Regions from separate parts of the Homo sapiens genome. Here region 2 is linked to region 1. A link is an interaction called in ENCODE POLR2A ChIA-PET data of the cell type or tissue named here. Cell type or tissue: Panc1. All regions are shown on one strand. Links, peaks and the distances in the headings refer to the core of each region. The heading gives the core; the rest is flanking DNA.

Region 1 (16,578 bases), core at 9,941-14,940:
TCTCTCCCTTTAGATCTATTGGTATTTGCTTTATATATCTGGGTGCTCTTGTATTGAGTAGAAAATATATTTATTATTGTTAGATCCTCTTAATGAATCATTATATAATGCTTATATAATGACCTTTATCATTATATAATGACCTTCTTTGTCGTTTGTTTGTTTTTGACTTAAAGTCTATTTTTTCCAATGTAAGTGCAGCTACTTCTGATCTTTTTTGGTTTCCATCTCCATGTAGTATCTTTTTCCATCCCTTTACCTTCAGTCTGTGTATGTTTTTATATGTGAAGTGATTTTCTTGTAGGCAGCCTAGTTTTTATTTTTAATTTATTCAGCCACTCTATGTCTTTTAATTGTAGAATTTAGTTTATTTACATCCAATATTATCTTTAATAGGTAAGACCTTATTCCTACTATTTTGTTATTTGTTTCCTAGTTTTTGTGTAATTCCTGTCTTCCTTTACTACTGTCTTTATACATGGTTAAGTGATTTTCTTTGGTACTACATTTTAAATTGTTGTTTTTCAACTTTTGAGTGTCTTATACATTTTTGCTTTTTTGTTACCATGAAACTTACTAAAATCATCCTGTAGTGGCTGAGCACAGTGACTCACGCATGTAATCCCAGCACTTTGGAAGGCTGAGGTGCGTGGATCACCTGAGGTCAGAAGTTCAAGACCAGCCTGGCCAAATTGGTGAAACCCCATCTCTACTAAAAATACAAAAAATTAACCGGGTATGGTGGTAGGCACCTGTAATCTTAGCTACTTGGGAGGCTGAGGCAGAAGAATCACTTGAATCCAGGAGGCGGATGTTGCAGTGAGCCGAGATCATGCCTTTGTGCTCCAGCCTGGGCAAGAAGAGTGAAACTCTGTCTCAAAAGGAAAAAAAGAATCATTCTATACTTATAACAAATATTTAAAACTAATACTGACTTAACTATGAATGCAACCACAACAAAAAAGAAATCAAACAACTTGCAGGACAAAAACCTGGTATACATTGTGAATTAATTCCCTTCTTCCTCTACATTTTGAATTTTTTGTGTCACAATTCACATTTTTATATTTCTTATTGCTTTACAAATTTTTGTAGTCATTCTCACTTTTAATAGTTTTGTGGTTTGATATTCTCACTAAAGACACAAGTGCTGTAAACACCACAATTACAATATTAATATTGCAATTACATTAGCATCCTTTTCTTTCAGTTTGAAGAACTGCCTTTAGCATTTCTTGTAGAATAGGTCTGGTAGTGATAAATTCTCTCAGCTTTTGTTGTCTGGGAAAGTCTTTATCTCTTCTTCATTTCTGAAGGATAAGTTCACTGGGCACAGTGTTCTTGTTTAACAATTTTTTCCCCTCAGAACTCTGAATATATTGTCCCATTCTCTCCTGGCCTGTAAGGTTTCAGCTGAAAGCCTGTTGCCAGGCATATTAAATCTTCCTTTACATGTTTTTTCCTTCTTTTCTCTCACTGCGTTCAGGATCCTCTCTTTGCCTACCACCTTTTAGAATTTGACTGTAATATTTCTTGGGGTATTCTTATTTGGGTTGAATCCGACTGGTGACCTTAGACCTTCCTTTAGCTGACTATTTATATCTTTCTGCAGGTATGAAAAGTTTTCTATTGTTTCTATGGTTCCATCCAACCATTTTGTCTTTCTCAATTCCCTCTTTAACTCCAGTAACCTAAATATTGCTCTTTTTGTGTCATCCAATAGATCACATAAGCTTTGTTTTTTTCTTTATATTCTTTTTTCATTTTCTTCTTCTGACTATATATTTTCAAATAGTCTGTCTTCAAGCTCACTGATTCTTCTCTTTTTTTTTCATTGATGCAGATCTTGATACTCTGTTGCATTTTTTATTTCATTCATTGTATTTTTCAGTTCCAGGATTTCTGGGGGTTTGCTTATTTTTTGTTTGTTTTGCTTTCGTTATTTCATCTCTCTGTTAAGTTTCTCTGATAAATTCCAAATTGATTCTCTTTGTTTTCTTGATGTTTGTTTTCTTTTTTTTTCTTTTTTTTATTATTATTATACTTTAAGTTTTAGGGTACATGTGCACAATGTGCAGGTTAGTTACATATGTATACATGTGCCATGCTGGTGTGCTGCACCCATTAACTCGTCCTTTAGCATTAGGTATATCTCCTAATGCTATCCCTCCCCCCCTTCCCCCACCCCACAACAGTCCCCAGAGTGTGATGTTCCCCTTCCTGTGTCCATGTGTTCTCATTGTTCAATTCCCACCTATGAGTGAGAACATGCGGTGTTTGGTTTTTTGTCCTTGTGATAGTTTACTGAGAATGATGATTTCCAATTTCATCCATGTCCCTACAAAGGACATGAACTCATCCTTTTTTATGGCTGCATAGTATTCCATGGGGTATATGTGCCACATTTTCTTAATCCAGTCTATCATTGTTGGGCATTTGGGTTGGTTCCAAGTCTTTGCTATTGTGAATAGTGCCGCAATAAACATACGTGTGCATGTGTCTTTATAGCAGCATGATTTATAGTCGTTTGGGTATATACCCAGTAATGGGATGGCTGGGTCAAATGGTATTTCTAGTTCTAGATCCCTGAGGAATCGCCACACTGACTTCCACAATGGTTGAACTAGTTTACAGTCCCACCTACAGTGTAAAAGTGTTCCTATTTCTCCACATCCTCTCCAGCACCTGTTGTTTCCTGACTTTTTAATGATTGCCATTCTAACTGGTGTGAGATGGTATCTCACTGTGGTTTTGGTTTGCATTTCTCTGATGGCCAGTGATGATGAGCATTTTTTCATGTGTTTTTTGGCTGCATAAATGTCTTCTTTTGAGAAGTGTCTGTTCATGTCCTTCACCCACTTTTTGATGGGGTTGTTTGTTTTTTTCTTGTAAATGTGTTTGAGTTCATTGTAGATTCTGGATATTAGCCCTTTGTCAGATGAGTAGGTTGCGAAAATTTTCTCCCATTCTGTAGGTTGCCTGTTCACTCTGATGGTAGTTTCTTTTGCTGTGCAGAAGCTCTTTAGTTTAATTAGATCCCATTTGTCAATTTTGGCTTTTGTTGCCATTGCTTTTGGTGTTTTAGACATGAAGTCCTTGCCCATGCCTATGTCCTGAATGGTAATGCCTAGGTTTTCTTCTAGGGTTTTTATGGTTTTAGGTCTAATGTTTAAGTCTTTAATCCATCTTGAATTAATTTTTGTATAAGGTGTAAGGAAGGGATCCAGTTTCAGCTTTCTACATATGGCTAGCCAGTTTTCCCAGCACCATTTATTAAATAGGGAATCCTTTCCCCATTGCTTGTTTTTCTCAGGTTTGTCGAAGATCAGATAGTTGTAGATAAGCAGCATTATTTCTGAGGGCTCTGTTCTGTTCCATTGATCTATATGTCTGTTTTGGTGCCAGTACCATGCTGTTTTAGTTACTGTAGCCTTGTAGTATAGTTTGAAGTCAGGGAGCATGATGCCTCCAGCTTTGTTCTTTTGGCTTAGGATTGACTTGGCGATGCGGGCTCTTTTTTGGTTCCAGATGAACTTTAAAGTAGTTTTTTCCAATTCTGTGAAGAAAGTCATTGGTAGCTTGATGGGGATGGCATTGAATCTATAAATTACCTTGGGCAGTATGGCCATTTTCACGATATTGATTCTTCCCACCCATGAGCATGGAATGTTCTTCCATTTGTTTGTATCCTCTTTTATTTCATTGAGCAGTGGTTTGTAGTTCTCCTTGAAGAGGTCCTTCACATCCCTTGTAAGTTGGATTCCTAGGTATTTTATTCCCTTTGAAGCAATTGTGAATGGGAGTTCACTCATCATTTGGCTCTCTGTTTGTCTGTTATTGGTGTATAAGAATGCTTGTGATTTTTGTACATTGATTTCTTAAAATAGCTTTGTTGAATTATTTTCCTGAGGGATTACACATCTCCATTACTTTAGGGCTAGTTTCTGGTGCCTTATTTTGCCTGCTTGATGAGGTCATATTTTCCTGATTGTTCTTGATGCTTGTAGAGTGTGATATTGTCTATACATTGAGTGCTTAGGTAAGTATTTTAGTCTTCACAGGCTGGCTTTTTATGTGCCTGTCCTTCAGAGGGCCATCTGGAGATTCTAAACTGACTGATTGTTCTGTTTCCTGAGCCTGTGACCACGGTAGTCATCTTAGCCTTAGTGGATTCTCTAAGTCCAGGTTTGTCAAAAGTCTCACAAAGGCTCAGAGGTTGACATGGCTTTCCAGCCTATTTAGACCTGAGGAAGATCTAAGTAAGGTACGAAGGCTGTGTGAGAATGCTGCCCAGGTACCTGAGTCTAGAAGGATATCCCAGTGGCATAGATAGGTGTGCCCCCCAGTAGGTATTTGCACAGGCAGGAATGGTTTCCAACTACAACAAGAAGAACTAAAGATGGGACTAGACCCCCTTGGGATCTGCTATGGGACAGGCTGAAGAGACCATCTCTTTGATCCAGACAGGTACATAGTTCTCCGCAAGTCCTTGTACAGGTGGGATAGATTCCTGTTTGTAGTGAGAGGGACCAGATCTAACACTGAGCCTCTTTGGGATCTGCTGTGGAAAAGAAGTTGGCTGGTGTGCCTGTCTAGGAGGGTTAGATTCCCAGGCTGGGAAATATGGGCAAGTCTCCTCTGAGTCATTGTGTGAGCAGCTCTGAGCTGGGAGGTCAACTGAAGAAGGCTGGAGTAGCACCACAGGGCAACTTTCGGGTTCTACTGCCAAGATCAATGTTAGTGAGCAGACCAGCCTTTCTGCCAAGGGACTGGGGTGCTCAATTTCTTCAGGACCACATGGCAGCTGATTTTGGGCTCAGGTTCAAAGCCAAACAGGGCTGTAGCCAAGCCCCTTGGGGGACTGAACTATTACTGGACTTGAACCCAGAAGCAAGCTCAGCAGATCAGCCACCTGGATGTTGATCTGCACTTTTGAAACAACATTCCAAGGACTTGAGCTCTACCAGGGTTTCACAAACTCCTACCTGAATCCTGAGGCTCTCACAGACAGACTTTTGACTCTAGGTTTTTAGGGGGCATTAGCAGACTACCTTCTATTTTACCATTTTGGTGACATCAGTCCTTCTATGATTCTCTTTATCATATTTATAAGATTATCTCATTTGTCCAACAAATTTAATCTCACCGTATCTGAGAGACCCACTGTTGGTTGCCATGGAGGTTCTATGTTGAAAATAATACCAAAAAAAGATGAATATAAATTTGAACTATCAAATTCTATGGACAACTCAATAAAAATGTTTTATTCATTTCTTAGTTATTGAGCAGGAAGTCTTAAAGTATCGAATTATCTATTATTAAGACAGTATATATTTAAAATATTTTATTAAAATTTGATTTGAATGATCAATAATTCAAAATTAATCATTAAAATAACTATGTACTCATTGTTATTACTCTCAACTAAAACTGAATAAATTGAAAATTACAGAGGATTAATGACCTCATCAAGGTCATAGAGGTAGTAAATGGAAGGGTACTTAATCATGAGGCTATTTAAGTGTCATGGTGAATTCACAAACTGGTTACAGAAAGAGTTGAGATGGTTCATGTCAAAGTAGGTGGCTCCCTATTCTTACAACTATAGCTGGCATTACTGTTTATCAACACTGACAAGCTTGTCACATAATCTAACACTGGTGTAAGTTCATGACAAAAGTCTCTTTTGAAAGGTCTTTAGACACAGATGTCTCTTTGCTGGGATCTGTGAACTGAATCATGGTTACAGAAAGGCTGACAATCTTTCAGCAGGGCCTGATGGTGAACTTCAGCAATTATGACAGTTTTCACAGTTGCTTAGCATCGAGACAGAGAATCTGAAAGGTGGTTTTTTGGGGACTTCACAGAAAAAATGTCCTCTAGTGATAAATGGAATAAAGTCTAATAATGTGCTGAAAGATTCTCTAAAGGGCGGAGCTTATTTGGGGGAAGTTTCTGAATTATAACATCTGCCACCTTGCATTTTAGAGAGCTTTTGTCTGTGAAGGCTAAAAGAATGGCCACTTGTAGAGTATACTTGAAAAAGAATTAGGTTTAGTCTAAATTGTATCATTTGACCTTCAGGATCTCTTTCAGTCCTAGGTGGAAGACAATTTTAAGGAAAAAAAACCTACTCTTTCATACCTCACCATTTTCGTTTCCATAAATTGTCCTCCTTTCATCAGCTCATCTCTGAAATTCTACAAGGAGGTAAGTGATAAAAGCAATTTATCTTCTTTTGCCAACTATCTCACCTGCTTAGCAATGAGTATCTTAAAATAGAGGGGTAATACAACCTTTATCTTACAGAAAGGATGTAGGAAAATCACAGATAAATAATTATTACAATTCTAATTTATTAGGGATATGTGAAAGAAAATTATATCAAAGTAGTGAAAGAAATGAAGAGGAATTAATTGCTTTTTAGTTATTTATCAAATACTAGCTTTGGGCTAGGCACAGTTCTAGAAATGAGATATAGCAGTAAATGAAAACAAAAAAATTCTACATATCTGTGGGAATATAAAAAATGTGCATGTAAGCCAATAACTGTCAGTTGGTGATAAGAATTATGAAGAAAAAAACAAGTAGGATGTTAGAGAGTAATGAGGGGCTGGGTTATGTACTATTTTCTATATGATGGTCTTGGGAAGCTTCTTGGATGAGGTGACATTTGAGCATAATGAATGCTATGCGGAACCATAGCATGTGGATATCTAGAGAAAAACAATCTAGGCAGAGGGTACAGCAAATGTAAATGGCCTGCAGTGGGACTATCCCTTTGATATCTGAGGAAGAGCAAGGGGATCAATGTGGCTGTTGAAGAATGTGTCAAGGAGAGGTGATGGTATCAGAGAAACAAAAGGCCATGTATTAGTCTGTTCTCATACTACTATAAAGAACTCCCCAAGACTGGGTAAATTATTAAAAAAGAGGTTTAATTGACTCACAGCTCCACACAGCTGGGGAGACCTCAGGAAACTTACAATCATGGTGGAAGGGGAGGCAGTCACATCTTATATGGCCACAGGCAAGAGAGGGTGTAACAGAAGTGAAGAGAGAAGAGCCCCCTATGAAACCATCAGATCTCATGAGAACTCACTCACTATCATGAGGACAGCATGGGGGAAACCACCTCCATGATCCAGTCACCTCCCATCAGGTCCCTCCCTCAACACACAGGGATTAAAATTTGAGATGTATTTGGGTAGAAACACAAAGCAAAACCATATTATTTTGCCCCTGGTCCCTCTTAAATATTACATCTTTCACATTTCAAAACTAATTATCTGAGACAAGTCAAGTCCCTTCCACCTAGGAGCCTGTAAAATAATAATAATAATAATAATAAAGTTAGTTCCTTCCAAGATACAATGGGGATACAGGCACTGGGTAAATACACTCATTTGAAATGGAAGAAATTGGCCAAAACAAAGGTGCTACAGGCCCCATGCAAGTCCAAAATCCAATAGGGCAGTTATTAAATCTTAAAGCTTCAAAATAATCCCCTTGACTCCATGTCTCACGTCCAGGGCACACTGATTAAGGGGGCGGGCCCCCACAGCCTTGGGAAACTCCTTCATGGGCTGGTATTGAGTGGCCTGTGGCTTTTCCAGGTGCACATTGCAAGCTGTTGGTGGATCCAACATTCTGGGGTCTGAAGGTTTGTGGACCTCTTCTCATAGCTCCATTAGGCAGTGACCCAGTGAAGACTCTGTGTGGGGCCTCCAACCCCACATTTATTTCCCTTCTGCACCACCGTAGCAGAGGTTCTCCATGAGGGCTCTGCTCCTGCAGCAGACTTATGCCTGGACATCCAGGCATTTTCATACATCCTCTGAAATTCAGGTGGAGGTTCCCAAACCTCAATTCTTGACTTCTGTGGACTCACAGGCACAACAGCACGTGAAAGTCACCAAGGCTTGGGACTTACACCTTCTGAAACGATGGCCCAAGCTGTACCTTGGCCCCTTTTAGCCACAGCTGGAATGCATGGCATCAAGTTTCAAGGCTGTATACAGCAGTATGGCCCTGAGCCCAGCCCATGAAACCAGTTTTTCCTCCTAGGTCTCTGGGCCTATGATGGAAAGGGCTGCCTCAAAGATCTCTGACATGCCCTGGAGATATTTTCCCCATTGTCTTGGCTATTAATGTTTGGCTCCTTATTACTTATGCAAATTTCTGCAGCTGGCTTGAATTTCTCCCCAGAAATGGGTTTTTCTTTTTCTATTGCATCATCAGGCTGCAAATTTTCCAAACTTTTATGCTCTGCTTCCCTTTTAAACATAACTTCCAATTTCAGATCATCTCTCTCAAGTTTAAAGTTCCACATATCTCTAGGGAAGAGGCAAAATGCCACCAGTCTCTTTGCTAAAGCATAGCAAAAGTGATCTTCATTCCAGTTCCCAGTAAGTTCCTCATCTCCATCTGAGACCACCTCAGCTTGGACTTCATTGTCCACATCACTATCAGCATTTTGGTCAAAACCATTCAACAAGTCTCTAGGAAGTTCCAAACTTTCCCACATCTTCCTGTTTTCTTCTGAGGCCTCCAAACTGTTCCAACCTCTGCCTGTTACCCAGTTCCAAAGTTGCTTCCACATTTTCTGCATCTTTATAGCAGTACCTCATTGCCTCAGTACCAATTTACTGTATTAGTCTATTTTAACACTGCTATAAAGAACTACGAATTTTAAAGAAAAGATGTTTATTGGACTCACAGTTCCACATGGCTGGGGAGGCCTCAGAAAACGTATAATCATGGTGGAAGGGGAAACAGGCATGTCTTACATGGCAGCAGGCAAGAGAATGTGTGAAGGAAGTGAAGGGGTAAGAGCACCTTATAAAACTATTGGATCTCATGAGAACACTCACTATCACAAGAACAGTATGGGGGAACCACCCCCATGATCCTATCATCTCCCACCACGTCCCTCCCTCAACACCTGGTGATTACTATTTGAAATGATATTTGGGTGGGAACACAAAGCCAATCCATATCAGGCCATGTAATATATAGGACCTTGTAGATCATATTCCAAGGTGTAGAATTTGAGTTTTATTCTAAGTGTAAAAGCCTTAGATGGTTTTGAGCAGAAGGGAAACACAATTATGAATTGAGTTGTAAGATAATCATGCTGCTCTCTGGAAATTAGACCATGAGTGGACAAGGATTAAAGTCCAGTGACCAATGAAAAGGTCCAATAAAATATCAATAGTTCAAATGAGGGACTGTGGGGTTTGGACTAATATCCAATTGAGAAGTGAGCAGGGATCAGATTTGGGGTAAACTGTAAACTATAGCTAACAGGATTTAATAATGGATTGGACATAGCGTATGAGACAAAGAATGTATTCAACAGTATTGTCAAGACCTTGGCTCACTGGCTAAAGAAACAGAGAAACAGTTAAACCGAGAAGATTAGAATCTCAGGTTTTTGTTTTGTTTGCTGTTGGTAGGGGACAAAGGGTCTAAAAGAGGGAGGACAGAGGGAGAGAAATGGGATCAATAATTTGGTTTCGTTCATGTTTTGTTTGAGATTCCTATTAGACATTTTAGTGGAAATACTGAGCAAGTACTGTATAACAAGTGTGGAGTTCAATAAACAAATGATTCTGGAGTTTTAAGTTTGTGACAGTTTTAGATGAGTTTTGGTTGAAAAGTCTTGACAGAATGTCAGGAAGGAGAAACCAGAGGCTGTCTATTGTCCTGAGAATTGCTTTCTGTTGGGATTTACCCTAATCTGGGGGATTTTTCAGCTAGGGCAGAGTTTTGTGCTTGTATTTAACTTAAAATGCTTCCTTCTAAACTACTTCAAATCTCAACCATGTCTCATAATGTTTACACATCTAAGTTCTGACCTCATGACTTTATCAAAGTAGACACTTAGTTCAACTAAAAAAATGGAACAATTTAAGCTGCTAGTATTAAATAAGTGTTCAGAGCACACCACATGTAGTTGATAGCTGTGGGCACTTAATTCATACTTTTGGTTGAATGAGAGGCTGATTGGCATTGAAAGACAATGTATTAATAGTCAAAGTAAATAAGCATTGTCTAAAATTTTAATATTGAATGTAAATTAATTTAATTTTTAAATTTTCTGGATTGTGCACGCTTTTACTTACTTTTTTTAAATAAGGAGAGTTTTAAAAGCCAGTAATAATAAAAACAAGTTTCAAAACATGTCCTGTTTAAACAATTAACAAAATAAACTTTCTTTAAAAGTTTGAAATTATCATTTTACACAAATTATTAATATATTCAATAAACAAAGCTTTTATATTTTAATTTAAAAACAATTTCTTCTGAAGAACATTTTTTACCCTAATCTTTTCTGTAGAACCATATTATTGATTCTGACAATTTACAATGTTCTTACTATATTAAATAGTGTAATTTAAACTATAAACCACATGACTTATAAAAACTGGATTAAAAAGTGCTTTTGAAAATGTCTTGCAAACTCAGTAAGAAAGTAATAAATATGAGGATTAAATCATGAAGTTATCACCACATTTTATTGTTGTCTTCTCCAGTAAACTCAAAATATAATGTGGAGACTGTTAGTCTTTTCTAGCTTTATTTTAATCATGTTCTAACAGATAATAAACTGAAAACATGGGAATTCAATAGAGGCATTATCTCAGGGCTCGAAATTATAAAAATTAAGACAATTTCCCTATAAATTTTTACAGTATTATAGGCAAGACACGCTCATATTCATATTTAATGAATATAAGTTATCAGATGCCTACTAAGTGCCAGGTACCAAGCAAGATACTTTCTCATTTCTCTGACAGTCTTAAGATGAGATTGTGTGGTTGTCAGGTACACAATGATACACAGAAACAATAACTGATTACATTCATCATGATGCAGTGATTTAAAATATCTATGACCTGCAATAAACTCAGAGAAAAAAAGCATGAATGGTACCCGTCTTAGAGGAAAAGAGAATCTTTATAAAAGCAAATTTTCTTTCCTTAACAAACCTATGGCTTAGGTTGGACAGAAAGGATTAATCCTAACCTTTTCTTTGTGGGATTTCTTTTCTTTTTTCGGAGTTGGACTCCCTCACAGTGAGGTGGCAGTTTAGACTTAAAACGATTAAACAGCATAGGAAACTTAATACCAACCTACTTAATTTCCTAGGATTCCTGGCTGGAATACTAGGCTGTTTTGTAAATGTACAACCTGAGATCACAGAGCATTGGAAGCTGCTTGTACAGAAGAAAAAGATCAGTACTTGAACTCAGAAGATCCATGTTTACATCTTAGCTCCGTTGTTTTTATGAGTTTGGGCAAAACTCTTCTTTTTTACAGGCCTCAATCTAACAATTTGTATAAAAGGAGATCAGTGAATATGTTAGTCAGGACTCTGTCTGAACTAAATGTAGAAATACACATCAAAATACATTAAGAAAATATTAAATGTATATGTTCATAAAACTGAAAATTCTAGGCTTATAACTCACTCTACGTGGGGCTGGATCAAGAGGCTTGATTTATGTAATCAGGCATTTTTCTTCTCCAGCCTCAGTTCTGCTCTTTTCATAGTTATGTTCATTTGATTTTTTATTGGCTCTAGGGTTTTTTATTTCATCTTCTAAATGAAGAGTTTTCTTCCCTGATAATTATAATAAAAGCTCTGAAATGGAGCCTCATTGATCTGACTTGAGTCATATACTCTACCTTAATCATTATACATTAGTTTATTAATTTATTTGCTAGTTACTATTTGAGCTTTACTATGTGATAGGCACTGTTCTAAACATTTGTGATACAATGACGAGCATAATATACATAAACATATAAAATAGCTGCTTTTATAAAGCATTCATTCTCATGAAACAGTCAGGCAATACAGTAATGCATGAATAAAAATATAATATTCTGTCATTCTTGTCATGTTACAAAGAAAAATAAAGCAGGGAAAGAGAATAGAGTGTCATAGGTGGCTACTTTATAAAGGGTGGTCAGAGAGGTCTTTTCTGGTAAGAAAATTCTTCTGGGAGAAAACTGATGCTGCGAAAAAAGCAGTAAGTTTAAGATGTGCACTTGTTACATCTCAGAAATAGCAAGGAGACTAGTATGGCCAGGTCAAGATGGTCTAGGAGGAGAGTAATAACGTATGAGGATGGGAAAGTAGCTAATGTCAGATTTAATTTTTTTTTTTTTTTTTTTGAGACGGAGCCTCGCTCTGTCGCCCAGGCTGGAGTGCAGTGGTGCCATCTCGGCTCACTGCAGGCTCTGCCTCCCGGGTTCACGCCATTCTCCTGCCTCAGCCTCCCGAGTAGCTGGAACTACAGGCGACTGCCACCACGCCCGGCTAATTTTTTGTATTTTTAGTAGAGGTGGGGGTTTCACCGTGTTAGCCAGGATGGTCTCGATCTCCTGACCTCGTGATCCGCCCGTCTTGGCCTCCCAAAGTGCTGGGATTACAGGCGTGAGCCACCGCGCCCGGCCCAGATTTAATTTTAAGTGATGTGGAAATCTTGGAGGATTGTGAACAGTAGAGTGATAAGATAATTACCTAACATGTCTTCCAAAGATCTTGCTGCTAGATAGAGAATAAACAGTAGGACCACAGTCAGAATGGTGTCACTGGGTTTTTACAACAAAGTAGCCCTGAGCCACAGACTGTCTTACTCATCTCTTTATACCATTTCTGTTTGGATAAAGATTTGACACATATTAAACACAAAATAACTAAACACAAAAGTAAACACAAATGTTTCATTGTAGAGTGAGTAGTTTCACTGATAACATTTCAGTAAAATTGCTTTGCTTCCAGTCTTATGAAGAACTAAAATAGCAAAGTGGCTGCATTTAGACTCATTTTTCAGTTTATTCTTTTTAGATAAAAAGTCACATCAACAGAAAATGTCCTTAATTCTGTAATATGGAATTCTCAATGCTGAGTCCATATATTATTCTGACAGACAGACACGAGGCAGGATGATATTTGAAAACGGGGAAAGGACTCTACCCAAATGTGTGCTTGAAATTGAAGATATAGGCTTTCATTTTACATATATATATATAATTTACATACATATGTAAATATATGTATCATATTAATTGTTATATTATCTATATATTATATATCTATATTTATATCTATATATAGATATGTATATATATATTATAGATATATAGATAATAATATAGATATATAATATATAGTATATAATATATAATATATATCTATATAATATATATCTATAATATCTATAATATAATATATAATATATAATATATATCTATATTATATATCTATACATAGATATTATGTAGATATTAATATATAAATATATAAAATATATATTACATATATTTATTTTTCAGATATATATATATACACACATATACACTCACACATATATACATACCTGAAAAAAAAAAAACCTTTACATTTATCCAGTATTTCTCATTTACAAAGGACATTCACATATGTCATTTGACTTCCACTGAAACTCTGTGAGTTAAGTTGGACACGTATCATGACTGAGACTGAAAGATAAGTTTGTCAAGGCTACATAGCTAATGAAGTAGGCAAAAGCTGGTTTTGATGGACAGCAACGTGGCCATCCATGAAACTAAACGCCCTAATTCAGTTGCTGCTGAATATGACCATGGACAACCATTCTATCCAATGAGACATAAAAATAGAGGAATTTATTTGTTTTAAAACATATTTCTTTATTGTCTTTTCCATATACTATCTGATATAAACAAAAAAGAATAGTTATGTAATATATGTAAGTCTTAAAGCATAATAGTTATATAATGAATACCTATGAACCCACTACCTAACCCAAGGACTAGAACGTTACCAACAATAACCATATACTTGTAACTTCTTTACCATCCTACTGCTTCTTTCAAAGGAAACATTATACTAAATTTTGTTATTCATGTCCATGCCTTTTCTTTACAATAGTTTGATCTCACATGTATATTATACACACACACACACACACACACACACACCTTAACAATGTATTATTTAGTTTTGCTAGCTACGAGTTAAAAATGATATTACGTGCAATGTGTCCTTCTGGGAGTTGCTTTTTTTTTTTTGTATTTGAGACGGAGTTTTGCTCTTGTTGCCCAGGCTGGAGTGCAATGGCGTGATCTCTGCTCACGGCAACCTCCGCCTCCTGGGTTCAAGTGATTCTCATTCCTCAGCCTCCCAAGTAGCTGGAATTACAGGCATGTGCCACCACGCCCAGCTAATTTTGTATTTTTAGTAGAAACAGGGTTTCTCCATGTTTCTCCCGACCTCAGGTGATCCGCGCGCCTTGGCCTCCCAAAGTGCTGGGATTACAGGTGTGAGCCTGGGAGTTGCTTTTTTCACTCAAAATTGTTTCTAAGAAAATATTCATTTTACATATAACTGCATCTATTTATTTTTTTCATTTTTACTGCTATAAAATGTTTCAATGTGTAAACACACCACAAATTATTTATCATTAAACCAGTGAAAATTTTAAAGGTTTCCAGTTTTCTTACTGTAGCTATAATTGTCATTCTTATACATGTACCCTGATATACATATAAGAGTTTCTCAAAAATATATGCTTATTAATGCATTTTAATATGAAGTTGGATGTTTAAATTTACAGTATAATGTTAGTATTCCTTTCAAAATTTATTAGATCAATTGGTGACCATCATTAATCCACATATGCTACAACACTTGGATGCATATCAGACATCTTATATTTTGTCAATCTTGTGGACATGAGTCTGGTTTAAAATTACATTTTTCATTAATTTTATTAAGGTTTTATTATTAAAGTTATTAATAAGATTGAGCATATTTTCACATTTTAATAAGCTTATATCATTTATCTTTTGCAAAATGCCTTTGCATGAATTTAGCTTTTTTTTCCATTTGATTGTATTTGTTATAATTGATCTATTGGTTTTTAAAAGTGTTCTCAATATTAAGTCTTTGTTTATTATATACTATGTGGTGGTTATTCTTCCTAATTTTGGATTGCCCCTTCTGATGTTTCTATTATGTATTTGATGAACAGAGTCCTTTACTTTAACATAGTTGTATGTAACTATTTTTTAAGGTTTTGTTTTTGTGTCTTATTTAATTAGAAAAATTCTTTAATTTATGGTAAGAAATTTATTCTTCTGTATTTTTTCTGAATTTTTTTTATATTTAAGTCTTTAACCTATGTAAAAGTAATTTTTGTGTATGGTATGGGTTAGAGACCATGTTTGTTTGTTTGTTTCCCCTGTAAATATCCACTTGCCCCACAGCATGTATTGAAGCATCCCTCATTTCTCTGTTGATCTGTAATACTATCATGTCTTATATCACAATTCCATACATGCTTAGGTCTATTTGTACTCTCTATTCTATCCCACTATTCAGTTTTCCACCCACTGAGGATTTATGAAAAAGTTTTGATTTTCTGATATATAGGTACCACTCATTTCTCCTTTTTGCCTTATCCTTCTTTTGCGTCTTCATCTTCTTGACTTGCATAAGGTGGTAAGAGTGAGGGTAGAGTAACCTTCCTGGAACCAAAATAACCATGAGAACGGAAGCCATACACTAAGAATGACAAGGAGAGAAGATGACTGAGCAATGATTTTACAAATTCATCAAGGCATCTGTCTACTACCTACCTTGGGACAACTTGGAATGTGAGAAAACCAAAGCTCTATTGGCTAATTCTCTGTACTTTCATGTGACATTCAGGAGGTATGCTGCTCTTCAAGTAAGAATCTTCCACGGAGTGGGAGTTGAGGGGTCGTGGGGGCGGGCAGTTTGCTGACAGCTTTTCGCTGCAGTGCTGTTGGCAGCTGCTGCAACTTTCTAGTTAAAGCCACACTTTTAACAGCTCACAGATAATGAGTAAATACAGAGGGGGCATTAGGAAGTGATCATTGCTGCCCAATGCAGGACTACTTTATGGACATCCTTTAAACAAGAACTCCCCATGGGCTGGCCACAAGGCTTTATAAGAACACTCAACAGCCTGAAGTTTTTCTGACACAATTCTCCTGCTTTCCTATTATCCATTCACAGGTGTCAGACCAGGCTGTATTTGTTAACTATAGCCCGTAGGCTAAAGCTGGTCCACAGCCTGTTTTTTGTATGGCCGACAAACTAAGAATGATTTACATATTTCGAAGAACGATACAAGCGACTGAATATTAGGAATATATGATAGACAATTTATGTGACCCACAAAGTCTGAAATATTTGCTCTCTGGTCATTTACAGAAAAAAGTTTGCTGATCCCTCCGATCCCTGGCAAAGACTTTTGCTATCTACTCCTGCTGCCTTTTCCTATTTTTTTTCTCCACAGGCATTAGCCATCATGCTTTTGCAAGTCTAACTCTGTCTTGGCATCCTCCTTCCCAGAACACTTAAACTGACACGTTTGGTTTCTATCACATTAAATTATAAAGATGCAATTATTAAAAGGGCAGATTCAGGGTCAGAATCCAGGGCTGGTCTGTGACCCTAACACACCAGATTTCTTTGATGATACTCTCACAGTGAAAAAAAGAATGAAAAATTTGAGAGAGAATAAAAGATGGATC
Region 2 (16,578 bases), core at 5,440-10,439, 55 kb after region 1:
CCATTTGCCACGACATATATGAATCTGAAGGGCATTATGCTACGTGAAGTAAGTCAGACACAGAAAGAAAAATATCACATGACTTCACTTATATATGGAATCTTAAAAAAATGGCAGGGGAGTCAAATCAATAAAAAGAGATAGAAAATAAAACAGTGGTTATCAGAGTTCAGGTCTGGGGGAGAAAATGGGAAGATACAGGCCAGAGGATACAAAGTAGCAACGTAGGATGAACAAGTTGAAAGATCTAATGTACAAATAGAGACTACAGTAAATAATAATGTACTGTAGTCAAGATTTTTGCTACATGGGTAGATTGTATCTTCACATGTGATAGGGCGAATAATGAATAAATATGTAAGATGATGGATTTGCTATTTTGTTTCACTGCAGCAATCATTTTACTATATACATGTATCATAACATCATGTTGTATAACTTAAATGTGCACAATACATTTTTTAATGAAATGAAATATAAAAAATATAAAAAATAATTTTGAAAAACGCTTTGAAAGCACGTATGAAGAATAGCCATCATTATAAAACACAGAGCTTCCAAATTTCTGTAACTAAATAACACCTTCAGAGAAATTGCTTATATTACCTAAACATCTCTGAATAACTTCTTAAAATTCCCAGAAAAGCCATATGTGGATTTTTATGCATGCACCTCCAAGAAGCTTTAATTATCTTAATCATATTCACTACTGGTATTAAAAGTACTACAGATAAATTGCTATTAAATATTATTTAAACAGTCATTAATATTTGATAGATTTAATGTGTATATAAACTGTTCTTAATTTTCATATAAGTATTATAGAGTAGTGAATAATGTATATTATATATAATTCATAATTATACATAGTACATACTGTATTACATACTATGTATTCTGTAAATGCATTTGTATAAATGTGAAAATATATTAAATGTTAAAATTATATATGTATGTATACTTTTAGTCGACACTTTTATTTTGGCAAAACATTAAGAATTAAATCACTAAATTTTCCTTGTCTTCCATAAAAAAGTAGCATAAGGAAAGCTGTGGAAATAAAAAAAAAAACTAAGGATTCCAGATAATCATGTGATTAGGTTATAGAATAAAGGAGGATAAATGTCTGGAGAAAGAGTTGCAAAAATTAGGCCAAGCTGTAAAAGGGGGTCTTCTTGCTCATGCTAGGAATTTGGTTGGGATTTAGGGACACATTGAATATTGGCAGAGAAGGGTCAGGTAGCTGTATTTTCACACAGATCGATTCAGAGGAAATAATTCTATTTACCCAGAAGTGTAAATAAATGAATAAGATCAGACTTTTACTTAGAAGAGTATGGGGAAAATAGACAAAATTCAGAGACAGAGGAAGAGTTAAGCTAATACCAATGTTAACACTGAAATTTGTAGATTTAAAGGGTAAAGTAATTTGACTAAAGACACCCCTCTCCACCTAACACACACACAGTGCTGCTAGTGAACTCTGTATTAAGCTACAGTTTAAGTTCCTGGTTCTTGTTGTCTTACCAGCTTTGATAGTAACCAGGGAGATAGCTGGCAAGAGCTTCTAGGGGCAGGCAGGCAGGATTTTGGCTCGGATGGATACTACCAGATAAAAGGTCTTTCACAACCTCTTTGTTCATTTTGTGATATTTCTCAGTTTAGGGACTTTCTCTTCTCCTCTTCATATCACACACCCACTGCACCTCAGGAATTTGACTTCTCCTCCCTTAGTTACACATTCTCTCACTGCACTTATGGAATTTGAGTTACTTCCTATCAGGTTTGAATCACCCTATTTGGCAATCCTGGAATTATTTGAAAATGCTCTCATCTCATCACTATTATTTTTCCTCTGTAAACAAGCCTCGTGTTTTTCCAGAGCCTCTTCTTTCAGTTGTGTTAATCTCATATTTATTTTTTACAGGCCTAGCTCCGTCTCTCTTTATCATAAGCAGCATAATGCTCTCTAGAAAGACTCTTTGATGAGGAAAAGGAATTCTGGTTCTAGTTTTGCCACTGATAGGTGTTCAGCTTTGTTTAAATGCTTTACCTCACTGGGCTTCCAGTTATTCATTCGTGAAATACAGGAAGAGGCTAAAATAAACACACTTTGGCAGCTTTCCTTCCTTCTCATAAAATTCTGACTTTCAGTTTGTCCCAGGTAATCTGCCAGTCTATCCATCTGTCCCCTCCTTTAAACTAACAACTGTATGTTTATTACTGTATTGATTACATTGTATTGAAATAATCTTATTCATTTATTTATGTAATATATATAATATTTATTGAGGTAGTGCTGAGCATATGCCAGGGACTGGACTAAACCCAAATAACAAGACTCTTGTAACCAGTCCTTTTAGGTCTTACAGTGTAAGTGACAATACACATGAACATTCAGAAGTGTGATGGAAGTAGCCAAGGATAGAACTGAAGCGTCCTATGGCACGTAAGACAGAGGGATCTTCCTTAACCAGGAAGGAACTCCCTTAAAGAAGGAATTTACACCGAGACCGAAGGAAAGAAACAGAAAAGAAAGTGTTTTAGCAGAGGGAACCACATGTTAGAATGCCTGGAGGTGAGAGAGAATAAAAATTCAAAAGAAGTTCTGTTTGCTTAGGGAAGGAAAAAAAAACTGAAGGAAAAAGAAGTACCATGTAGAGATGTGGGTGTGTGACCAGATTTTGCTACAGGGAATTTTGAACTGTTTTAAAGTTTTGGTCTCTATTCTATGAACAATAAAAATCCTCCGGCAATTTTAAGCAGGATAGTGACCCAGTCATATTTGCGTTTTAACAGTTTTGATCTAGATTCATAATGATGCTGAAATTAAAATAATAACTAAATTTTATTTTATGCTTACTATAGCCAAAACTGTACATTCTTTATGTAAGTTGTCCTAGTATTCTTTACAACAACTATACTAGTTTCTTAGGGATGTGGCAACAAATTACCACAAACTAGGTGGCTTAAAAGAAATTCATTCTCTCATTTTTCTGGAGCCCAGACGTCTGAGATCAGGATACCAGTAAGGTCATAGGCTTTGTCTGAAGGGGATCTTGGGAAGTATCCTTCCCTGCCTTCTCCTAGCTTGTAGTGGTTACTCACAATCCCTGGTGTTGCTTGGCTTGCAGATCCATCACCCCAGCCTCTGCCTTTCCACATGACATTCTCCCCTGTGTCTCCCATTGCCTTCCCTCTGCCCATGTTTCTGTGTCCAAATTGTTCTCTCCTTATAAGGACATCAGTTATTGTATGGCTCACCCTAATCCAGTATTACCTTATTACTTCCGAAAAGCTCCTATTTCCAAATAAGTTCACACGCCGAGGTTTGGGCGGGGGGACACTTTGGAGAACACTATTATTATTTTGGAGGATACTCTTTATCCTCATGCTGTAACTGTAAGATGTTTGCCTAACTGGAGAGGTGAGTGAGGAAACTGAGGCACTATGAAGTTTAAAAATATGTCCAAGGTCACAAAGCTAATATGTGGCAGAGACGATTGACAGAGAGACCAGCTAGGAAACGATTGCAGAGCCATGATGATGGTGGCAATGGGGATGGCAACGTATAGATGATTCTGATAAATATTTTTAGAGTAGACTCAATAACATTTGTTAATAATTTTGATGTGATGAGAAAGTAGGGAGGAGTCAAGAAAAACTACCAGTTTTTCTGGGTAGACCTCCTATTTATAGTGCTAGAAAACACTGGACAAAAGGATAGTTTTAGAGAGAAAGGAGAAAAATTCAGAGATGCCAGTGCTGAGTTTGAAGTGCCCAAGGAACATATAGTTATAAATGGATATAACGATCTGGCACTCAAAAGAAAGGTCTGTGTTAGACCATCAGAAAATTGTAGCATTCATTCATCATTACTAAATACTTATGAGTGTCTGCCACATGTCAATTATTATCTTAGGTATCAAGGACACAGTTGTGAATAAGATAGGCAAGTTCCTGCCCTCATGGAAATGTCATTCTTGATGGGGGAGACAGATAATAAACAACAAAGATAAATAAGACAATTTCAACTAGGCATGTCTGCTGTGTAGACAATAAAAAGAGGTGATATGAAAGTCAATGATTGGTACAGATTACCTTCTTCAGTTTGGAGGATGAAAGTAGGTTTCTCTGAAGTGGCGACAAGTGAGCTGAGACCTGCATGATATGAGGTGATTTCAGGGATCTAAGTGCACAAAAGCCCAGAAGCAGTGATGATCTTGTAGTTTGTAAGGAACAGAAAAAAAGGTCTGTGGCTGGAGCATAGGGAACCTAGTGGTGGTACAGGGCGAGGAATCGGTAGAAGATGAGACCATGGGCTGGGCGCGGTGGCTCACATCTGTAATCCCAGCATTTTGAGAGGCCAAGGCAGGTGGATCACGAGGTCAGGAGATTGTGACCATCCTGGTTAACAAGGTGAAACCCCGTCTCTACTGAAAATACAAAAAAAAAAAAAAAAAAATTAGCTGGCACGGTGGCACTTGCCTGTAATCCCAGCTACTCGGGCGGCTGAGGCAGGAGAATTGCTTGAATCTGGGAGGCGGAGCTTGCAGTGAGCTGAGATGGTGCCACTACACTCCAGCCTGGCGACAGAGCAAGACTCCGTCTCAAAAAAAAAAAAAAAAAAGAATAAATCAAAAAAAAAAAAAAAAGATGAGACCACAATGTCAAGGAAGACAGCAAGACTGCAATGTGTGTGTGTGTGTGTGTGTGTGTGTGTGGTGTGTGTCTTTGGAAGATTATGTTTCTTACAAAGATATACACACCCACACTGATTTTTGTTTCATTTAAAGCCATGGGAATAGAAGATATTGCTTAGAGAGACTGTGCAGAGTGAAGGAAAGCAAAAGCCTACAACACAGGCCTGCAGTCACTTAAGTCTCATGGATAAATGTGGTCAGACCAGAAGAAAGAAAACAATATGCTTTCATGTCTGTTTATCCCATTAAAATAAAAACTATGCCCCCATTGCCAAGCAAACCTTCTTTTATGAAATTGTGTCAATAAATATTTAAAGAATTCATTTTTTAAGTTTTAAGGTCAGGGGTACATGTGCAGGTCTGTTACACAGGTAAACTTGTGTCATGGGGGTTTGTTGTACAGATTATTTCATCACCCAGGTACTAAGCCTAGTACCCATTAGTTATTTTTCCTGATCCTCTTTCTCTTACCTCCCTCCACCCTCCAAAAGACCCCAGTGTGTGTTGTTTCCCACTATGTGGCCATGTGTTCTCATCATTTAGCTCCCACTTATAAGTGAGAACATGTGATGTCTGGTTTTCTGTTTCTGTGTTAGTTTGCTAAAGATAATGGTCTTTAGCTCCATCCATGTCTCTGCAAAGGACATAATCTCATTCTTTTTCATGGCTGCGTAATATACCAGCGTGTATATGTACCACATTTTCTTTATCCAGTCTGTCATTGATGGGCATTAAGGTTGATGAATCGATATCAGATAGATGAAAGGAAATAGTATGGTAAGACCCTGGTATGGTTTTTGTGTCCCCACCCAAATCCAGTTGTTCAATTGTAATCCCCAGTGTTGGGGGAGGGACCTGGTGGGAGGCGATTGGATCATGGGGATGAATTTCCCCTTGTTGTTCTCATGATAGTGAGTGAGTTCTCATAAGAGCTGGTTGTTTAAACGTGTGTAGAGCTTCCCCCTTCACTCCTTCTCTCCTGCCACCACATGAAGACATGCTTGCTTCCCCTTGGCCCTTCTGCCATGATTGTAAGTTTCCTGAGGCCCCCCAGCCATGCTTCCTGTGCAGCCTGAGGAACTGTCAGTCAAACTTCTTTTCTTTATAAATTACCCAGGCTCAGGTAGGTATTTATAGCAGTGCAAGAACAGACTAATACAGATCCCCATTCATGGTATGTTTCATCAATGGTCATGTCTTTACTTTTCCTGAGTCCACATCATTTTCTGTGTGACTTCACTGTTTTTGTCTATAAAAGGACTATAGTATTGTTTCCCAACCGTTGACTTGCATAGTTTGACCCTGTGACTTGTGTTATCCATTGACATGAGGTGAAAATGATAGTGTGCCAGTTCTACATGCAGGTCACAAGAGGCTTTGCATGTTCCTTTTATACACTTGCACTCCTGCCATTACCATGAGAAGAACATGCCTGAGCTAGACCCAAGGTAAAGAAGGAAAATGAAAGATTTCTCAGCTGTGCTGCCCCAGGCAAGCCTATCCTAGGGTAGAGCCCCAGTCAAACTGCAGGTATATAAGTGAGTTCAGACTGGGTCAGCCTTGATTAACCCATTCAACTCACAAGCATGGTAGCTACAATAATGAAGGATTGGTCTTAAAACCATTGAATTTCGGGTGGTTTGGTACAGAGAAATGACTGATGTACTAATCTTTTGAGGGGATGACCTGACCAAACAAGCTATGGGAAAATGAGGAATAGATGAGCGGACCAGGCACAGGGCAGGGCATGGAGACAAGCATTTAACCATCTCCCTCCCACATCTAAGTACATCTTAATGTCTTATGAAGATTCTAAGAATCCAGTAGAATCCAGTAGAAATATTTTCAAATTTGTATGAAAAAGGAACAGGTTTTTGAGACATGATTCATTTTATTCCCTGCGTAAAGCTCTTCAAATTAGCCCAAAGTCTGGTGTGAAATGATAAAGCTTTTCTACATAAAAGCAGTACTTGAAGTTTAAGAATCATAGTTCATAATGTTATATATATATATATATATATACTTTATTATAGATGTTGGATTGTATTGTTACTTATCATATTAAAGATATTAAAAATGACAATGTTAAAAAGAGTCAATGTGTATTTTGAAAAGCAACTAAGAATTGCTAATTTTGATTTTATAATGTTGAAAAAAGTATTCGATACCAAAATCAAGAGAACATGCAAAGGTCATGAAAAATATCACAGGTAAAGGGAAAGGCCTCTGGAGTCAGGAATGTACAAGGATGAATTTCAGCTCCACCATTTAACTAGCTGTGGCAGCCATGAGAATGCACCTTCCAGACCTACAGGCAGCTTAATTGACTGGGCTCAGGCTACTGGCATTGAAACCTATTACTGTGTTTGGGTTCAGGCCATAACTTCCTTAGGCTTATCTGACCAATGACTGAGTATAGAGGAAATACTAGGCTGACCTGTTCCTGGGAGTTAGGCAAATCTTTTATCATTGAGTTTGGCTCAAGGGTTCACTATGATTTTGCTCAAACTTCTTTAGTCTATAGACAATCTTTCCTCGCAGTCTTCTTCATTCTGGGCCAGACTTGCATTGTGGTCTGTGATATGGTTTGGAGGTGTGTCTCCGCCAAATTTCATGTTGAAATATGACCCCTATGTTTGAGTTGAGGCATAGTGGGAGGTGTTGGGTCTTGTGGGTAAATCACTCATGAATGGCTTGGTGCTCTCCTTGATTAATGAGTGGTAATTGAGTTCGTGGGAAATCCGGTTGTGTAAAAGACTGTGCACTCCCCCCCACCCCCTTGGTCCCTCTCTTGCCATATAGATAAGTCTGTTCATTTTCACCATCCACCTTGATTGGAAGCTTCCTGAGTCCCTCACCAGAAGCACAGGCTGTCACCATGCTTTCTGGACAGGCTGCAGAACCATGAGCCAAAAAACCTCTTTTCTTTATGAATTACTTAGTCTCCGGTGTTCCTTTACAGCAATGCAAAAGGAACTGAAACAGACTGTTTTTTTTTCCCAGCCTTCTCCAGCTCTATTTCTATTTTCTTCAGCATAAGTGCTTCCTTTACTTAAATTTACACATTTAATCCCATCTTGAGAGCTGCTTCTTGAGAACCCAGATTAACACAATAGCCTCTCTGAGTCTCAGTTTTCTCATGTGTAAAATGTAACCTAGTCCATAGGATTGTAGTAATATTTAAACAAACCAGTGAATTTAAAACAAAATTGTACAGTGACTGCCATTTAGTAAACATTGAATTAATAGAACATTTTATTATTGTTGTTGTTATTATTACTTTTTAAGGTTTTTATTTTTTTAAGTCAAAATCATGAAACATATTAGCAGATATTGGGCTGAAGATTATCTGTTGCTGGGGAGAAATAGAGGTAAACAGATGGAAAACAAAATAACCAAGAAACAAACTAGGTAAATAATTAATGCAAATATTGCAGTCAAAAAATCACAAAAACTTAACGTTATTTTATCTATTAGCATTCTAAAAGGAAAGGTAATATTGACTATAGGGCCACTGGGAATTATATTCTCTTTTAATTGTGGAAACATTCAAGAGTATTCAAGTTAAACTGGACCATTTTCTCCCAGATATAAATCAGAATATCAGGGAGAGCTCTAGCAAGTACAGCAAAATGTTTTTCCTGGCTTGAATTATCCCAGTAATTGCATATATTCTGCATTTTGCTTAGGTTGAGAACACACAGGTAATTAATGGTCTTAATTTGACAGTGATTATAATTTTGGAATCATGCTTTTCTAAATATTATTTGTCTGAAACTAGAAGGCAATTGAAAAAGTTTTTTTTTTTTTAAAAAAAGACAAATAAATTAGTAAAACAATAAAAAAGGAAGGGGGATCAGGATAGCTTCTTTACAACTTCAAACATAATTAACAATTTTAAAGAGTAAGAAAAGTTTGCCAAGTGAATTTAGTTTTTCTTTTTCTAGATATTGTGCCTGGTACATATAAATTCTCAGTAAATATTTGTTGTATTTAATTATATTGGAATAGCTCAGAAACAGAATATGTGATTGGAATTGTCTTTATTTAGATCTGTCCTAAAGCAGAAGGATAAACAAGATTAACATTCCAGGTCATTTCTAGCTTTAGGAATATTTATGACACTATTTTGAAATGTTTATTCTAACAGTAAATTCCACTTTCTGTAGCAAAGTGCTATTTGAATTTTGTATCTCAGGCAGAGCTAATCAGGTTAGCTACTAATCATGTAATTAGAAATCAAAGTAGCTATGGTTGCGAAAAGTCGCACAGAAAACTGCTGTATTTGAATGTGACAATTTTCTTTTTCTCCGTGTCTCATTAGTATAAGCAAAAGCTACTATTCTAGAACATCAAAAGGTCCTTGAAACATTGCAGTTGCTTTCAGAATAGTTTGGGGCCTCCAAAGAGAATCTCGTAGAATTTATCGGGGCTCTGTTGTTTTCTCAGAAAAAAAAAAAGGATAAAAAAAACCTCTTTTCTTACATCAACTGTATAAGCAGTGAGTAGATCACTGGTTTTAAACAATTAGGATAGTGCTAAATTATTTCATATTTCCCTTTCCTCATTTTTCCACCCTTCAGAAATAGGTGTCAAACAGACTTGAATGTTATCCCAGCTCAGTATCTAGAAGCTTTATGGCCCTTAAGTACAATTTAATTTCCTCCTCAGCTCTTAATAAAATACGCAACCAATAGTAAGTGTTCATTAATATTTGCTGAGTAAGTGATTTTGTAAAATGGGATAAACATAGTACCTACTCCAAAGAGTTATCATGAGCATTAATACAAAGTCACAGAGACTGCCACCCAGTCAGCAATCCTGTAAGTTGCTAATTATTATATTATTAACTGTAAGACTATGCCACCTTCATCCAAAATTCAGAGTGACCTGCTGTGAGCAATTTACTTTCACAACCCCTTAACTGATCTCTTTGCTTTCAGTTTCTTCTCTTCAACCTACTTTCCACACCATACCAAAGTTATTATGTCTAAAATATAAATTTTATCATGATGAGTGCACCCAGCTTCCAATAGCTTCCCATTGTTTATGGCAATGGCTTTCAAAGTCATTTGGTCACCCAATCCTAATAAAAACATAAATAAATGAATAAAGCATGTACCCCAGGAATATGTATATTTAATTATTTAGTTATGTCTATGGACCACAAGTTTGTGTTATTAAATCTTAAATGAAGTTGTGATCAAGATGAAATAAACACTAGTTTAAAGGTTTTCTTACATGGCTTTATTTTAACATTCAAGGCACAATATACACTTAAGAGTCGTTCAAACAATTGAGATATTAAATCATCCTCTTGATATTTAATTCATTTAGTTATCTATAGTTGGCTTTACCAGACCTTTCTGTATCATCATTTTTATTGATAAGTTGCTGACAAAGAGCTGGTTCTAGTAGTAAAAGTGACAGCCCTCCTTGTCTCATGGAGTTTGCCTGTTCTTAACATTATTCATCTTACCTTCAACTCATGGTTTCTGTACTAGTTTCCTGTGGCTGTTGTAACAAATTACCACTAACTTGGTGGTTTAAAGGAATGGAAATTTGTTCGCTCCCAATTCTGAGGGCCATAAGTCAAATCAGTTTCACTGGGCTGAAATCAAGGTGTTTGAGGACTGCACTTTCTCTAGAGGGTCTAAGGAATCCTTTCTTTGCCTCTTCTAGCTTCTGCTGGCTGCCAGCATTCCTTGGCTTTTGACTACATCACTCCAATCTCTGTCGGTTATAGTTATGTTGCCTTCTTCTATGTCTGTATTGAATCTCTCTCTCTCTCTCTTTTATAAAGATACTGGTGACTGCATTTAGGTCTCATCTTGATAATCATAGTTGCAGAGGCATTTTTTGGAGTATAATATTAACACTCAGAGGTTTCAGGAATAAGGATGCAAATATCTTTTAGGGAACTATTATTTTGTCAACCACAGTTTCTTTGCAGGAATGTTTAATAAAGGTGTGATAGGTAGAATTCTGAAATGATTCCCAAGATTTCATTTCCTGGTGTGCCTACCTTGTATATTAATTTCCCCTTTTACGGAGGTGGAACTGTCACATGATGGATTTCATTTTTAATTACTTTATATAAAAAGGGATTTTGAAGACACACTCTTTTCTTTATGACACTCTTGTGCTGTCTTCGTGTTCTCTTGATGGCAAGACTGGTGAACCAATCATTGTATCCTGATGCCTGGACCACAGTCTGAGATGGCACGTGATCCAGTCTGGCCAATAAGAGACATTTCTACTTTTTAAAAGTGGTGCAAATTGGGCAAAATTTTGTTTTCATTGGTTGTGAGATTATGGGGAATGTTTCACAAGAAGAGATTCAGAGCCAAGCCTAGGACTACTTGAAACCTTATAGTTTCAGGCTTTGTGGCGTTTCTGCCGTTAAAGAATGAAGCAAACAGCTAGCGAGAAGCAGGGAGAAGAGATGGGAAACCCTAAAGGGTTGAATACCCTGAACTTGGATGTCCCTGATATTAGATCCATTCCTGCCCTTTCTGAAACCTCTGCTTTTTTATGTGATGTCATAAAATCTTTCCTTTTGCTCAGAGTAACTGTGTTTTTATACACCTTACCATGTCAAGTGCCTAACAAGTGGTTTGGCTCACAGAAAAGGTCAAAGTATTAGTTCAATAAATCAACATTATTCTAATGGTTTTTTCTTGGCACTGTTATATTCATCTGAAGAAAAGTAACTAAAAAATGTCTAACACACAAAAAGCATTTCAAAGTTATTTTTAGAGCTCCTTTTTCTTCAAATTACACTTACACACAACAAAACCTCCTGGTAATCTGGTCTCTCTTTCTCACACCATTATTATATACTTTTAGAGATAATTAAATGTCTGTGATAAACAGGGTTTGTCGTGGCTAGACTAAGAATCATTTGTTTTTTAGTTGTTGATGTCTTTAACTTTGTTTTTTTAATATATTCTAATTCACACCAAAATATTGATTTCTGTGACTTTTCTTTACCTCCACCTTAGCCAAATACTTAAAAATTATTGGCCTGTTAAAAATCCCCAAGTCCTCTTCTTTTCTCTTCAAACTTTTGATTTTGGACTACAAAAGCAATGTTCTATCGACTCTATTTTTCTTTTTGGAAAACTTTCTAATTAAAACTACTTGAGAAATAATTTTGTAGAATGACCCACCTTTTCTCTAGGATAATTTAAACTTCTTAAGAATTTAAAACAAAACATCAGATCTCAGATTATTAGAAAAATGTGTGATTTATGGACTTTACATGTCATTCTCTAGTAATCCTAGTAATAAATATTCTTGTTGTTACAATGTTTTATATGAAAAATTTCCTTGAGATCTTGTGAGAACCAATATAGAGCATTTTAATGGAATATTCACATGCATTGAGATTCTAGTGGTATGCACATAGCCAATGCCAGATTACCCATATAAAAGAAAAATAGCAATATAATTAATTATTGATATAGCTTAGATCAGGAAAAAAGTGAAGCATTTTTTTAGGTCCATACTTTGATTTCTCATTTCTGTGGGGTTTTTTGTTTGTTGGTTGGTTCTTTTATTTTTTTTAACTTCCTATGAAATATACCTGAATTGGTCAATTTTTACTTTTTAGAGTCTTTAACATGAAGAAAGTCAGGGTCACTAAAAACTGAACTGAGCCTAAAATTATTTTAGGTCCAGTTCAGATTTAGTGACTCTTAATTTCCTCTTGAAATTCAGGGTGAAGAGGAAGTTGAGGAAAATCAATATGATTTTTGCTGAAAAGAATAAAAGTCATCATTTTGGTAGGCTAAGCATATACAATTTTTTTTCAGGTTCCTATACCAAGAAAGTTTAAGTAATATATTAGTAATGACATCTTTAGATTATTTTTATCCTGCATTTTATGGAGTTAATAAAAAACAAGCTTGAATATGTCTCTACATTTTTTTTCAGACCATCCCAATTAATTGCTGAAAAAATACTGCTATAATAAGTGTGATAAGATCTGAAAGTCATAAGTTTCAAATTTAGATGATTCTTGCTTGTAACAAAATGTTATATACACAAAGCATACATACTCATGTCTGGACAAATCTGTAGATTTTCAGACTAATGTGCATGTTGATGGAAAATTTTTGAACTGCCAGGCCCAAATACCACTGTGGTAAATTACCTGTCTGTGGTAAACCAAAGGCATGTTTATCTAAAATAATTAGATGGCCCTTCCTCAATCTGATTTAAAACCCAATGTTATTCATACTAAAACATATAAAATAATTTACTTTGTAATAAAGCTGGCATTTAAAAGCAGTAGGGATATAATATTCAATGAGTGATATTGAGATAGCTCTCTATTTTGAAGAAATAAAGTTTTATCTTTCCCTTATACCATAATGTCCTACTGAAATAAATATTCCATGCTATAAAAGAAAGAATTATTATTACAACTATGGATAAGTTATATAATTTTGAAACATAATGATTGCAGATATCATAATATTTAGGTTGAAAATATTTTATTATTCAATTATTAAAAGTTATGTAATATTGCCTTCAAATTGCAAAATTATCCCATGTGAACTAATATACAAAGATTCTAATGGAGTTGGCATATAATTCGCTATGTAGATTATACACAGCCTTGCATTTTACATTCTCAAAAGATGAAAATCAGTGTTCACTGTTAAAAATCCTGTGGATTATTACCTGATATATTCAAAGTATATGTCATTATATCCACTTTAAAGCTTTAAAGGTACTCAAATTAATCACAGTCCTTATTTTTGGAACTCAAAAAGAAGTCGTTTTCATTTTTACAGGGAATGTTCCTACAGGATTAACATCCTCCTATGAGTATGTCCTAATGCAGAATTTTGGCAGAGTTCTGTAGATGAGCTTCTAAAATAGAAAACTTTCTAAAACTTGCAGATCTGGGATCAGAAAAACACAACCTTGAATCTACCTGATCATTAAGCCAGGCCCTTCTCTAACTGAGAACTCGTAATTTTGGTTTGAAAATTTTCTCATATTCACTGTGTCCTCTCTCCTTACAGCCAATACTTTGGTTCAAACACTCTTTATTTTTGCCTGGATTAACATAACAACTCTTTAACTCTTCTTTCACCTTTGTTCATTTTCCTTTCCTCATTCTAGTTCCTCTTCTGTGCTTCACCTCTGCTCTTGAGGGATCTTTCTAAACTTCAAATGTGACCCCTAAGGAATTCCAATTTTCCAAAGACTAAAGTCCAGTTCCTCAGTATGATACTGAAAGTTCTTCCCAAAATAATTTAAGCTTACCTTTCTCACTCCTACACCACACCCTGCACACTTGGTATGTTGACTGTGTTTTTCCTCTTTCACAGGTTGGTGCTTTACTCGTGGTTTCCCATCAGCCCAGATTGCAAATGTACCTCTTTCTTGCTGTTGCTAAATCTTTCTATGCTTGTAAAATCAAACCACAGCCTGCCTAAAGCCATCTTTGGGTCTGTATCGGTTACATTTTCTTCTCCATAATCCCCAAGCACTTCAGACTAGTCTCATGGTCCTTGTTACACGTTAATTTATATTGCATATGTGTCTTTCTGCCACAATTTGTAAATTCCTTCACAGGAGAGATTGTTTGTTTTACTTTCATATTTTTTATATTCCCCTGGGTCATGGGAACTAGCACAGAGGTCTGGTAGTAGGACTTCAGTATGTATATATAGAATAGGATTCTAAAAATGAGACTGACTGGCACGTATTGGTGGATAAGCAGTATTACGAAAAAAAAGAAAAGAATCTGGATCTTAAACTCTGGTCTCTTTCCTTTTTATGTTTCTTCCACAAATAAGAATAAATATAATTTGCTTTGTGATTTAGGAGAAATGCTTTTTTTTCTTTTTCCCTCAAATTTCTGTAAGCCCAGAGTGTGACTCTGTGAATTTTATGTCATAATAAGAGCCGCTGAGAGTTACCACAAGGATACCAGAAATAAAGCATGCATTATAAAGCATGTCTTCTCTAATAATTTAAAAAGAATATCTAATCATGAGTGCATTCATTTCTCCAATTCAGCAGCTTTCAAGTACGAATGACACATAGGACTGAATACTTCAAGTGGAATAAAAATCAGACTCGTCCCTCCTGAGTACAAACACACGGATCAGTCAGACAGAAAGATTCACTCTGTGAATTCTCTACCACACACAGAGGGTAGACTGGAAAGCAAAAGCATCACTAGGGATAACAGCAATTGTAGGATGATTGCAAATTGTGTAGGATTTTGCAGTAAGAGCTGGCTGTTTATTCCCAAGATTTCATAATTAATCTCCACAGTAAACTTTTCCTGCAAAATTAAAAAAAACAACAAGTTTATTGCTCAGAGCTTCAACAGGCTAATATTGTATTAGACAACTAATGATGACCTAACCCATCATACCAGTCTGCCTAAATTGAAATTCAATGGACATAGTTTTTTCATTAAATCCAATTCTGCTGCAGACCATGTTTCTTCCCATTGTTACCCTTGGAAGGACATCAGTAGTTACTGAAAGATATAATCCAATTTAATGGGTAAATTTTCCTAAATAAGAGGCCTTATGGCCTTTCCTTTGAAAAATATTCATAGTTCAGGACATTACTGAAACCTAATTTATTATTTTTTTAAAGAATAAAATTATTCAAATTGCAGAAGGCTTCATTCTGGGCTTTCTGATATTCTATTGTTTTGATACATGTATTTACTCAAGTTAATAAACTTTTCTTATAACACAGTATGATTTGTAATCAGGGCATTTGTTTTCTGTATATAAATTAATGATTGGAAAATGCTACAATTTGGTCATTCAAGTGTTTTAAGCATCTCCTGCAACTGCAATCTTGTTTGCATTACAATTTGTCTTATTTCTGGCAAAAGTTTTGATGAACAAAAATTATCATCTATTTTGCTCCTGAACAAATGACCTTAACATTTAAATTCAGACATTACACACCTTGCATGAAGGACTTCCAAATTTGACTCTCTTAATGCCTATGCAGTATTGTCACTCAGTTTCTTCCACATATGTTGGAGTTCTAGCTCTATGTAAGTGTTCAGTAAACTCTAATTGAATTAAATGAGTGGAATCCAGTGCAGCTTTATTGCAATCCTACAGTTGTTTCTAAAGGTAAATGAATATAATGCTTCATTTTTTGATGTTTCTTATCCTGCTTTGTAAAAAACTGTATCTTTAGTCAACTATCACCTAGTGAAAAGATTTTAAATGTTAACATTAGTACTAAGTACAAAGAGGATATACAATGCTCAATAAAACCCTGTTCCTTACAGTCCAATGGTTGAGTCAGACAGGTAATATTTACAACTAATGTGATCTGTGCTTGTTCAAAGTAGCATGGGAGCACTGAAGAAGAGTGCTTCAGCGAGCCAGGTCTTAGAGGATAAATTCCCAAAGCAGAGAAAATGGTTAGAATATTTCTTAAATAAGAAAGGTAGGTCTAAAGATGCAAACAAATTAAAGAGAAAGAAATGTTCAGAAACTTCTGAAATTTGATGTGACTAGAACTTGTGGCCTAAAAGGAGCTATGAGGCTCGATGTGAAGAAACATGGATCTCGAGTTTTGGCACTGAAAGGTATTTGAATGCTTCTCTTGGCCAAGATGACACTCTGGCTAGGGCTGGAATTCTTAACTGGGCTGGTTGAAGCTATGTTGGGTTGGGCTGAGCTGAGACTGAGGCTTGGCTGACCCTTGGTCTTTAAACTGTAGAATGAAAAAGAAACTGACTTTGTTATTTAGAGCAAAGTAGGCAAGAAACAAAGAAACTTTGCAAACCAAGTATAGATGCCCAAAGAAATACAACAAACAGTAGAGGTCTAGTCCAAGGCAGAAGATATACAAAATTCTCTAAAAT

The links. ChIA-PET counts read pairs that join two places held together with the same protein. Peaks named below come from ENCODE experiments on the same cell type or tissue, not always from the same donor. Only the 100,000 strongest peaks of a DNase experiment are listed, where the experiment ranks them.
Region 2: POLR2A ChIA-PET joins it to region 1 with 5 read pairs; 5 of 35 experiments call an interaction of 5 or more read pairs at or near these places.

Annotation. Positions count from the first base shown.
Region 1 is chr3:190,284,382-190,300,959 of GRCh38, forward strand. It overlaps a transcript of CLDN16 not described here. Among named protein-coding and RNA genes, the nearest start is that of CLDN1, 30 kb to the right of the region's middle. In Panc1, for the core only: no CTCF peak of the experiment used is centred there; a DNase peak (open chromatin) is centred at 12,634.
Region 2 is chr3:190,343,642-190,360,219 of GRCh38, forward strand. It overlaps a transcript of CLDN16 not described here. Among named protein-coding and RNA genes, the nearest start is that of CLDN1, 29 kb to the left of the region's middle. In Panc1, for the core only: no CTCF peak of the experiment used is centred there; no DNase peak of the experiment used is centred there.